Regions from separate parts of the Homo sapiens genome. Here region 2 is linked to region 1. A link is an interaction called in ENCODE POLR2A ChIA-PET data of the cell type or tissue named here. Cell type or tissue: OCI-LY7. All regions are shown on one strand. Links, peaks and the distances in the headings refer to the core of each region. The heading gives the core; the rest is flanking DNA.

What was found. Peaks named below come from ENCODE experiments on the same cell type or tissue, not always from the same donor. Only the 100,000 strongest peaks of a DNase experiment are listed, where the experiment ranks them.
Region 2: POLR2A ChIA-PET joins it to region 1 with 7 read pairs; 1 of 35 experiments calls an interaction of 5 or more read pairs at or near these places.

Annotation. Positions count from the first base shown.
Region 1 is chr22:23,171,420-23,176,794 of GRCh38, forward strand. It overlaps a transcript of RSPH14 not described here. Among named protein-coding and RNA genes, the nearest start is that of BCR, 6.4 kb to the right of the region's middle. RefSeq lists enhancers at 2,528-2,577, 2,563-2,857, 4,950-5,049. In OCI-LY7, for the core only: CTCF peaks have their summits at 2,681 (motif pointing right) and 2,882; DNase peaks (open chromatin) are centred at 2,682 and 5,012; H3K27ac peaks cover 899 bases.
Region 2 is chr22:22,400,212-22,405,586 of GRCh38, forward strand. LOC101929255 (a long non-coding RNA gene) reads right to left here. Exons shown (of 3, transcript XR_938052.4): 3 at 2,585-3,237. It also overlaps IGL and the pseudogene IGLV1-41. Among named protein-coding and RNA genes, the nearest start is that of ZNF280B, 110 kb to the right of the region's middle. RefSeq lists a silencer at 4,605-4,664. In OCI-LY7, for the core only: CTCF peaks have their summits at 315 and 3,700; DNase peaks (open chromatin) are centred at 2,160, 3,820 and 4,580; H3K4me3 peaks cover 936 bases; H3K27ac peaks cover 2,199 bases.

The sequences.
Region 1 (5,375 bases), core at 147-5,146:
CTCCCACCTCAGCCTCTGGAGTAGCTGGAACTACAAGTGTGTACCACAATGCCCAGCTAGAATTTCAACATACAAATTTTGGGGGACACAAACATTCAGTCCATTGTATACATGTACATACACATTCAAGTAATATTATTCATGCTGAGCGCGGTGGCTCACACCTGTAATCCCAGCACCTTGAGAGGCAGTGGGGGTGGATCACCTGAGGTCAGGAGTTTGAGACCAGCCTGATCAACATGGTGAAACCCCGTCTCTACTAAAAATACAAAATTAGCCAGGCGTGGTGGCACGTGCCTGTAATCTCAGCTACTCGGGAGGCTGAGGCAAGAGAATCGCTTGAAACTGGGAGGTAGAGATTGCGGTGAGCTGAGATCTTGCCATTGCACTCCAGCCTGGGCAACAAGAGCAAAACTCTGTCTCAAAAAAAAAAAACAAAAAAAAAAAAACAAGCAATGTTATTGACAACAGTGAAAAAGTGGAAGCCAGGATCGGTGGCACATATCTGTAGTCAGCTTCCTATCTAACAGGCCAGTCCTCAAGCACCTGGTTACCAGGAAGAAGAAACAAAAATTGTTAAAAAGCACCCTTCCTTAATGCATTTTATATCCATCTGTTAAAACAATTGCCATCATAAACTGATTCTGTAAGAATAAGACATACAAATGGAATCATACAATATGTGGCTTTTTGTGACTGCTTCTTTCACTTAGCATAATGTTTTCAAGGCTCATCCATGTTGTAGCATTTATCAGTACAATATTTCATTTCATTTTTTTCTTTTTCAGACAGCGTCTGGTTCTGTTGCCCCTCTGGAGTGCAGTGGCACTATCATGGCTCACTACAATCTCTGCCTATAGTGATGGTGCGCGTATAGTCCCAGCTACTTGGGAGGCTGAGGTGGGAGAACTGCTTGAATCCGGGAGGTGGAGGTTGCTGTGAGCCAAGATCACACCATTGTACTCCAGCCTGGGTGACAGAGCGAGATTCTGTCTCAAAAAAAAAAAAAAAAAAGGCCAGGTGCAGTGGCTCAGCCTGTAATCCCAGCACTTTGGGAGGCCGAGGCGGGCAGATCACGAGGTCAGGAGATCAAGACCATGGTGAAACCCCATCTCTACTAAAAAAATACAAAAAATTAGCCAGGCGCGGTAGTGGGTGCCTGTAGTCCCAGCTACTTGGGAGGCTGAGGCAGGAAATGGTATGAACCCAGGAGGCGGAGCAAGAATCCGTCTCAAAAAAAAAAAAAAAGACTGGGCACGGTGGCTCACACCTTTAATCCCAGCACTTTGGGAGGCCGAGGCAGGGTGGATTGTGAGGTCAGGAGATCGAGACCATCCTGGCTAACACGGTGAAACCCCATCTCTACTAAAAATACAAAAAATTAGCCGGGTGTGGTGGCAGGCGCCTGTAGTCCCAGCTACTCGGGAGGCTGAGGCAGGAGAATGGCATGAACCCAGGAGGCGGAACTTGCAGTGAGCCGAGATCGCCCCACTGCACTCCAGCCTGGGGTACAGAACGAGACTGCATCTAAAAAAAAAAAAAGAATGTCATATATTTGGAATCATACAGTATGTAGCCTTTTCAGAATAGTGTCTTTTCATATGGTAATAGGCATTTAAGTTTCCTCCATGTTTTTCCATGGCTTGTCAGCTCCTTTCTTTTTAGTGCTGATTAATATTCCATTGTCTGGATGTACCACAGTTTCTTTCTTTCTTTTTTTCTTTTTTTTCTTTGAGACGGAGTCTCGCTCTGTCACCCAGGCTGGAGTGCAGTGGCGCGATCTCCGCTCACTGCAAGCTCCGCCTTCCAGGTTCACGCCATTCTCCTGCCTCAGCCTCCCAAATAGCTGGGACTACAGGTGCCTGCCACCATGCCCAGCTAATTTTTTGTATTTTTAGCAGAGATGGGGTTTCAACATGTTAGCCAGGATGATCTCGATCTCCTGACCTCGTGAGCCGCCCGCCTCGGCCTCCCAAAGTTCTGAGATTACAGGCATCAGCCACTGTGCCTGGCCTTCTTTTCATTTATTTATTTAATTTGAGACAGGGTCTCACTCTGTCGCCCAGGCTGGAGTGCAGGGGTATGATCATAGCTCACTAAAACTTCAACCTCCCTGGCTCAAGCAATCCTTCCACCTCAGCCTCCAGAGTAGCTGGGACTACAGACACATGCCACAATGCTCAGGTAATTTTTTTATTTTTGGTTTTTTGTTTTTTGTTTTTTTTTTTTAGAGATGGGGTCTCACTATGGTGCCCAGGCTGGTCTCAAACTTCTTCTCCGTTATTATTTACTATTTATTTATTTTGAGACGGAGTCTCGCTCTGTCACCTAGGCTGGAGTGCAGCAGCACGATCTTGGCTCACTGCAAACGTCCATCTCCTGGGTTCCAGCGATTCTCTTGCCTCAGCCTCCTGAGTAGCTGGGACTACAGGCATGCGCCACCACACCAGGCTAACTTTTTCATATTTTTAGTAGAGACAGGGTTTCGCCATGTTGGTCAGGCTGGTCTTGAACTCCTGACCTCAAATGATCCACCCTCCTCGGCCTCCCAAAGTGCTGGGATTACAGGTGTGAGCCACTGTGCCCAGCCTCTATTCTTTCATCTGTTGACTGACACCTGCATGCTTTCCATCCCCAGGGCTTTGAGGCATGAGAAGTTCTGCATTGTCTCCAGCAGAGGGGGCGGTTGGGTCCCAGCCTGTTCTTCCAGTAAAGGGAAAGGGTGGCCTCCGGGAGGGGTTTGCTGGAACTTTTGCTTGGGGCCTAGGAACCACTTGGGCTGCTGCTGAGGGTGTGTGACGGTGTGTGTGTGTGTTTTGATTTTAAAATTACTTCTAGGCTGGGCACTGTGGCTCACGCCTGTAATCCCAGCACTTCGGGGAGCTGAGTTAGGAGGATCACTTAAGCCCAGGCGTCTAAGGCTGCAGTGAGCTAGGATTGCAATAATGCACTCCAGCATGGGTCACAGAGCGAGACCCCCATCTCAAAAAATATATAAGTAAATAAATAAATAATAGAATCATGTAACCACACTCAGAGAACAAGGGAAATTGAGGGGGAACATCACCAAAAACCCCACTTCTCTGTTATATTTTAGTTTCGAGATTTAAAAACATAATATGGATTGGGGATGCTGGAAATACTTGTTATCTAATTGTGGCGATGGCTTCAAAGTATACACAGATGTCAACACTCATCAAATCGCACTCCTTATGCGCAGTTTATGACACTTCAATTATACTTCAATAAAGTTGTAAAAAAAAAAAAAGCTGAGTGTGGTGGCTCACGCCTGTAATCCCAGTACTTTGGGAGGCTGAGGCAGGTGGATCCCCTGAGGTTGGGAGTTCGCAACCAGCCTGACCAACATGGAGAAACCCCGTTTCTACTAAAAATACAAAATTAGCCAGGAATGGTGGTGCATGCCTGTAATCCCAGCTACTCGGGAGGCTGAGGCAGGAGAATTGCTTGAACCGGGAAGCGGAGGTTGTGGTGAGCTGAGATCACGCCATTGCACTGCAGCCTGGGCAACAAGAGCAAAACTCCGTCTCAAAAAAAAAGAAAAAAAGATTGTAAAAAAAAAATTTTTTTTTTTTTTCAGACAGAGTCTCGCTCTGTCACCCAGGCTGGAGTGCAGTGACGCAATCTTGGCTCACTACAAGCTCCGCCTCCTGGGTTCACGCCATTCTCCTGCCTCAGCCTCCGAGTAGCTGGGACTACAGACGCCCACCACCACACCCGGCTAATTTGTTTTTGTATTTTTAGTAGAGTCGGGGTTTCACCGTGTTAGCCAGAATGGTCTCGATATCCTGACCTCATGATCTGCCCGCCTCGGCCTCCCAAAGTGCTGGGATTACAGGCGTCAGCCACGGCACTTGGCAAAAAATCTATTTTTTTTTAAATTACAAAAGATAGGTGGGTTGGCTTGTTTGTTTGTTTTTTCTTGAGACAGAGTCTCACTCCATCACCCAGGCTGGAGTGCAGTGGCGTAATCTCCCCTCACTGCAACCTCCGCCTACTGGATCCAAGCAATTCTCCAGCCTCCGCCTCTGGAGTCACCATGCCCAGCTAATTTTTATATTTTTGGTAGAGACAGGGTTTCACCATATTGGCCAGTCTGATCTTAAACTCCTGACCTCAAGTGACCCGCCCGCCTAGCCTCCCAAAGTGCTGGGATTACAGGCGTGAGCCATAGATAGGCGTTTTATTATGAAGAATTTAGAAAAGCATGATGATTTAGAAAATAAATGTCACCCACTGCTCATAGACAGCTGTGGAGCCCTTGGTGAAGCCCCCTCCTCCTGCTGAACCCCTCAGAAGGCTCCTGGGGTAGCGCTCAGGGCCCATCCAGCCTCCAGCTTCTGCAGCCAAGTTCCAGGGCCCACCTCTGCCCTGCCGGCCTCATGATGCCAGACTCAGCTAGCATCCTTCCCACTGAGGGAACAGCAGCTATCAGCATGAGGCTCTGCCTTCTTCACTGAGTCTTCTCCGCTCAGACTCCAGGGTCCCCATCATCTCCCTGGCCAGTCCCTTCTCAGTCCCTCTGCCTCTACTTCCCCCCTAGTCCAGTAACTGTCCCTTCTCCACCCAGCCTCACGCAGGCAGGGGGAGAGTCTCCAGCCCCGTGGCAACAAACAACATCGATTCACTGGCAACACTCCACTTTCTCTCTGAGGTCTTCATTGCTCCTTGGTGCAACAGGGTCACCCTCTGCCTGATGCCTGCTCATGGATGGGCTATGCGGACCTGAAGCCCTGTGCAGGCACCTCTGCTTGCCTGTTGCAGTCACCATCCCAAAGTCATCCCCATGAGCTGGCCTCCCTCTGTTGGGGAAAAGCTGGGTGTGGGGAGAGAAGCTGAGGCAGGGCTTGCATGTCTGCTAGACTTGCTGGCTCCTTCCTTCTAGCACTCTCATTATCTCAAGTAGCCATATGTTTCAAAGAAAATGCTAAACTGTCACAGCTGTAGCTCATTTGCTTGATACACCGCTTCCTTTCAATCCCCACATCCTCACCACCTGTTTCTTTGTTTGATCACCAATAAATAGCATAGGCTCCTAGGGCTAGAGGCCTTTGCAGCCTCTATACTAGCGTTGGCCCCCTGGTCCCACTTTCTCTCTTGCCTTTTCTCACTCCTTTGACTCCGCCAGACTTTGTCGCCCCCACGGCCTGGTGTTGGGTCTGATCACCCCAACATCCCTCATTCCCCACACCCACTCCATCTACAAGTCCCATGAGTTTTACTTCCAGAATGCTCCTGAATTCTAACCCCTTCTCTGGGGTACCTTGCTTCTGCCCTATTCTGGGTCACCAATGCCTTCCTCATAAACAATTGCCACAATCCCCAACCACTCCCCCTACTCCCACCTCCCACGCCCA
Region 2 (5,375 bases), core at 131-5,130, 770 kb before region 1:
CTTCACAGGGACCTGGTCACAGGGTTTGGGATCAGGATCAGCCTGGCTTTAACTCAGCTGTGACCCTGCCCCTTCAGGACAAAAAGTGAACTATTAGGGCTCTAACTGAACTCTCCTGATTTACTTAAATCTTATATTCTCCTTCTCAATATCCTTCTAGGAAGTTCTGTCTCTACCCAATAATGTCAGGTCATTTCCTCAGGCCTAGAGCCATTTGATTTCCAGACTTCTATACTCACACTTATGCTCTCATTCTCTGTCATGGTTCATTTACTACGCAGCAGCTAATGAGGCCAACCATGTATCTACAGCCCATTGACATGAAAAATGGGGAGGAGAGGGTTCCTTAGATAAATACAGGGTTAGCAAAGGAAAGTTTCTTAGGAATCACTTCAGGATCCAAGAAAATTCATTCCAGAGCTTCGAGAGTTTACAACTCAAAAACAACAGCATAATATATGAGGTGGTGAATCTTCTTGGCCTTCTCAATGAATAACCTCAGAAATGGTCAGAGAATATGCTTCAAAAAGGTAAGAGTATGACTTTCACAAACATATAGTATTCACATATGTCAACAATTTTAATTGGTTTATGTATTTTGGAGAAAAACAGTATGATGATAAATAAATGTTAAAAAGCATTTTTAAAAACTCAGTGCTTATACTCCACCAGGATAGAACCTGTGAAGGAAATTTCTGTGTTGAAGATACACTGTCTTTTAGAATAATAGCAACATAGCTATGAATTTTGTCTTCTCATCTCACAATCTACAAATTAAAATCACCCCATTTATGTGAAATATCTAGAAAAATACAGGTACATTTGGACATTCCCATCTGCCACCACCCATCCATCTTCTCCTAAAGTGGAATCCCTCTGCCCCCATTCTGCTCCTCTCCACACATCTACCTGCTAACACGTGACTCCTCCCTGCCTTCCTTTCCAGATCCCTAGCAGATTGGGCCCACCAGGGGAACAAGCTCTTGGACCTGGGGATCAAAAGTGCATCTTGTTGGACTTCTGAGGACTTGCCCTGCAAGGGTCTCTTTCTGGATCACAATCCCTCTGTTCCTGGGCATCCCCTTTTGCTGGATCCTGTTATTTATCTCTGTGTTACTCCATCTAGGTCTACTCTGTGGACTTCCCTGCATCTTCACCTGAACCCCAGGAATCTTCAAGTCATGCCAATATTCCCTCAGTTCTCCTGAAATGTCTTATTTTCTCTTCTCCTGAGATCCCACCAAGTCATCCCTTCTGAGACCCCTGAGTGTAGCAGGGCCCTCTCTGGTCTCTTTGCTTCAATTATGAATGAGGAGAATGGGAGGTCCTCTTTGCCGCTCCTACCCCTGTGTTGCCATCAGGATCAGCTTCATGAGGCAGAATGAGGCTGTCTAGATCAACATGGCTTTCCCAACATTGAGCTCTGTGCCCAGCACAAGGTAGGTGCTCAGTAACTATTTGAGAAAACCTACATTTCATCACACTGGCCACATTACACTGAGTCCAGGATGGGGATGAACTGGGAGAAGCAGTGGTGGAAATATTCCTCTCTCTGCTTTCAGGCTAAGAACTGATGGGACGTTCACCAGGGAGAGCATCCCTTGGCAGAAAGGGGGCCATGGGCATCCTTGTCCTGTATGGGAGACACTGCTCAGCCTGGGGGAACCTCTGTTCATGAAGGTGGGAGAAAAAGATAAACAAAATTCACTGTGAATGTCTATGTATCATCACAGAGGAGGCAATGACAAGAAAATAGGAAGTGCAAGCCCAGTTACAATTGGTTTCTACTTTAAAAGAAATAAAATTTAATATGCCTGGTGTGTTATGTAAACACAACAAACATTTTTCGAAAACTATAAAAATATTTAAAGTAACATGGTTTACAATAAATAGGAACATTTGAAATAATGACACCCTGGAAATGCAATCCTAAAATACAGCATACATTTTATTTCAGTTATTTATCTTGACTGGTTTTATTTAAATGTCTATATTAGAGATCACTACTTCATTGTGGATTTTTGTTTGTGTGCTTGTTTGTTGTTTTTGAGATAGAGTCTAGCTCTGTCACCCAGGCTGGAGTGCAGTAGCACAATCTCGACTTATTGCAGTCTCCAGCTCCCAGGTTCAAGCACTTCTCCTGCCTCAGCCTCCCACGCACCTGGGACCACAGGTGCGCACCAGTATGCCTGGCTAATTTTTGTGTTTTTAGTAGAGATGGGGTTTCTTTTTTTTTTTTTTTTTTTTTTTTTGAGACCGAGTCTTCCTCTGTTGCCAGGCTGAAGTTCAGTGGCGCAATCTCGGTACACTGCAACCTCTGCCTCCCAGGTTTAAGCAATTGTCCTGCCTCAGCCTTCTGAGTAGCTGGGACTACAGGCACCCGCCACCATGCCCAGCTAATTTTCACATTTTTAATAGAGATGGGATTTCACCATGTTGCCCAGGATGGTCTTGATCTCTTGACCTCGTGATCCGCCCACCTTGGCCTCCCAAAGTGCTGGGATTACAGGCGTGAGCCACTGCACCCGGCCTAAGATGGGGTTTCATCATGTTGACCAGGATGGTCTCAAACTCCTGACCTCAAGTGATCCACTCACCTCAGCCTCCCAAAGTGCTGGGATGACAGGCGTGAGCCACAGTGCTCGACCTAGTACATTGTTTAAATGGTGCATGTAAAACCTCATGGTACTACAACTGCCTGGTGACAGACTCACCAGAGTAAATAACTATCCTGCTGTTCTCCAACCACATGGGATTGCCCCAAAAAATATTTGTTGAATCCCAGGTGTATCATGCCAGAACTCTTGCAGTCATATATACAATCTGTTTCATTTTAATAAATAGGATTATCTTTTTTCTTCAGTTTACTGTTTTTAATGTATCATATTCTAGATTTCATTACACATCAAAGATGAATAATTTCTATCATCTTTCAGACATGCCCAAAACACTCATTAGCGATTTTGAACAGTATTCTTTCCTAAACATCCTAGTTGGAATGGTTGATCCTAAAAGCTACCACGTGTCAGGCTCACTTAAGTACAGACTCTGGTCAAAACAAGCTGAAGTTTTAACTCTTCCATCTTCAAATACTGAGCATATTTGCTTGTTTTGCTCTTTAGCAAAACACTGCAAAGTCATTTGCCAGGATCCCCCGCAGATTGGCATTCAGTGATGGAGAACAGACTCCTAGGTGAGATCCCTGGTCACAGGATCCCGATGACTATGACTGCAAGTCTGGAAAAGAAGAGACAGAACAAAGATTTACCAGCATAACCCTCTGAGAATGTGCCCCAGGCATCCCGGAGGGAAGAGCTCCCTATCGACCCAGGACTGCAGAATCCACAGAGGAAGGAGAGCTCTGGCCACCAGGGAGCAGCCACACGAGAGGAGAGGACCCAGTGCCCCCACAGGTGAGGAAATGAGTCCATGGGGCTGGTCACTGCTCTCGATTTCATTCTGACATAAGAGGACTTTGTGTAGTCACCACCTGAGTCCTATACAGTGAACAGCCAAGGAGACATGGACAGATTCACCCCTGAGGAACCCAGTAGAATGTGAAGTCTGCCCTGAGCTCACGAAAAAAATGACTCAGGGGGCTGCCTGGCCTGGCCCTGATGGAGGGGGCCATGGACAGAACAACGGGGAGTGAGGGGTGTCTCTGAGAGGCTCTGGTCACCTTGTTATACAATGGTGGTGTACATGACCAAAATGGACACCAGGGGATGCCTGCGTACCATTACTGAGAAGACTGGGTGTGATGAGAGCAGGACCAGCGCCACCTGTCCTGCTTGGTGCCCTATGCTTAGGGCTTACAGATGTCAACTCTGCACCCCCTGGGACCACATAGCCCCACCCCTGGCACTCTCTGACATCCTCAGGCAGAGGAGCCTGACCCAGGGCCCAAGGTGGGATCAGAAAGCTGGAGGGTCTGATTTGCATGGATGGACCCTCCTTCTCTCAGAGTATAAAGAGGGGCAGGGAGAGACTTGGGGAAGCTCTGCTTCAGCTGTGAGCACAGAAGGCAGGACTCGGGACAATCTTCATCATGACCTGCTCCCCTCTCCTCCTCACCCTTCTCATTCACTGCACAGGTGCCCAGACACAGGGTCAGGGGAGGGGTCCAGGAAGCCCATGAGGCCCTGCTTTCTCCTTCTCTCTCTAGACCAAGAATCACCGTGTCTGTGTCTCTCCTGCTTCCACGGTCCTGGGCCCAGTCTGTGTTGACGCAGCCGCCTTCAGTGTCTGCGGCCCCAGGACAGAAGGTCACCATCTCCTGCTCTGGAAGCAGCTCCGACATGGGGAATTATGCGGTATCCTGGTACCAGCAGCTCCCAGGAACAGCCCCCAAACTCCTCATCTATGAAAATAATAAGCGACCCTCAGGGATTCCTGACCGATTCTCTGGCTCCAAGTCTGGCACCTCAGCCACCCTGGGCATCACTGGCCTCTGGCCTGAGGACTAGGCCGATTATTACTGCTTAGCATGGGATACCAGCCTGAGAGCTTGCACAGTGCTCCAGGCCAATGGGGAACTGAGACAAGAACCCTCTTCCTCCTCCGCCAGGAGGGTGAGTGCCTGCAGCTGCTGCTCACACCTGACCTGTAGCTTCTGCTGCTGTAGCTTCCCCCATGGGCCTCGGGGCATCCAGGGCCTTGCCTAGGAGTGGAGGCTCCACCACTTTTGTCCTCAGAGTCAGGAACAGGGACCCCAGGAGACAGAATATCCTGCTCCTCAGCTTGGGACACAGGGTCTCTGCACTGAAATCGTGGGCTGAGGTGGCAGGTCCAACTGTGTCTTCACAGTCCTTCCTGTGCCTGCCCATGGTGTGGGGACGGAGTGAGGAAGTGTGGGCCATTGAGCTTCACTAGAGGCCTGAGGGAGCAGAGGTGCTCCCGAAGACCTGGACTCCTTCCGTCACCCTCCTCCCATCACTCTCCTCACTGTAGCTGTGGCCAGGTGAGGGCTCAGGGCTACTTGAGGACCTTGCTCAACCCAGGGCCTCCATCCCAGGCATTGTTTCCAAACTCTGTAAGGGCTGTCTCTGAATCTGTAGAAACATTTATTTCTATGTGCCCAGGACTGGGTTAGAGGGCACCAACCCCACCCCTTGCAAACTGCTCATCACCTCTCAGTGAAACAATGAGGAGAAGAAAGAGTTAGAAATCAGAAGCCTCCCCAAGGCTCCCCTCTCTCCTCTCAACCAGCCTCCCCTTGGCTTCCTCCTTCCACAGAAATAAAGAGGAGGCAGCCACAGAAGGCAAGGGAAGGTCCAGGCATTATACCAGGCAGTGGAGCCAGCCAGTCCCCCCAGATGGTGGAGGGAGGTGGTGGAGGTGTCTGGGACCAGAAAATAGTGAGGACCCTCTTACTA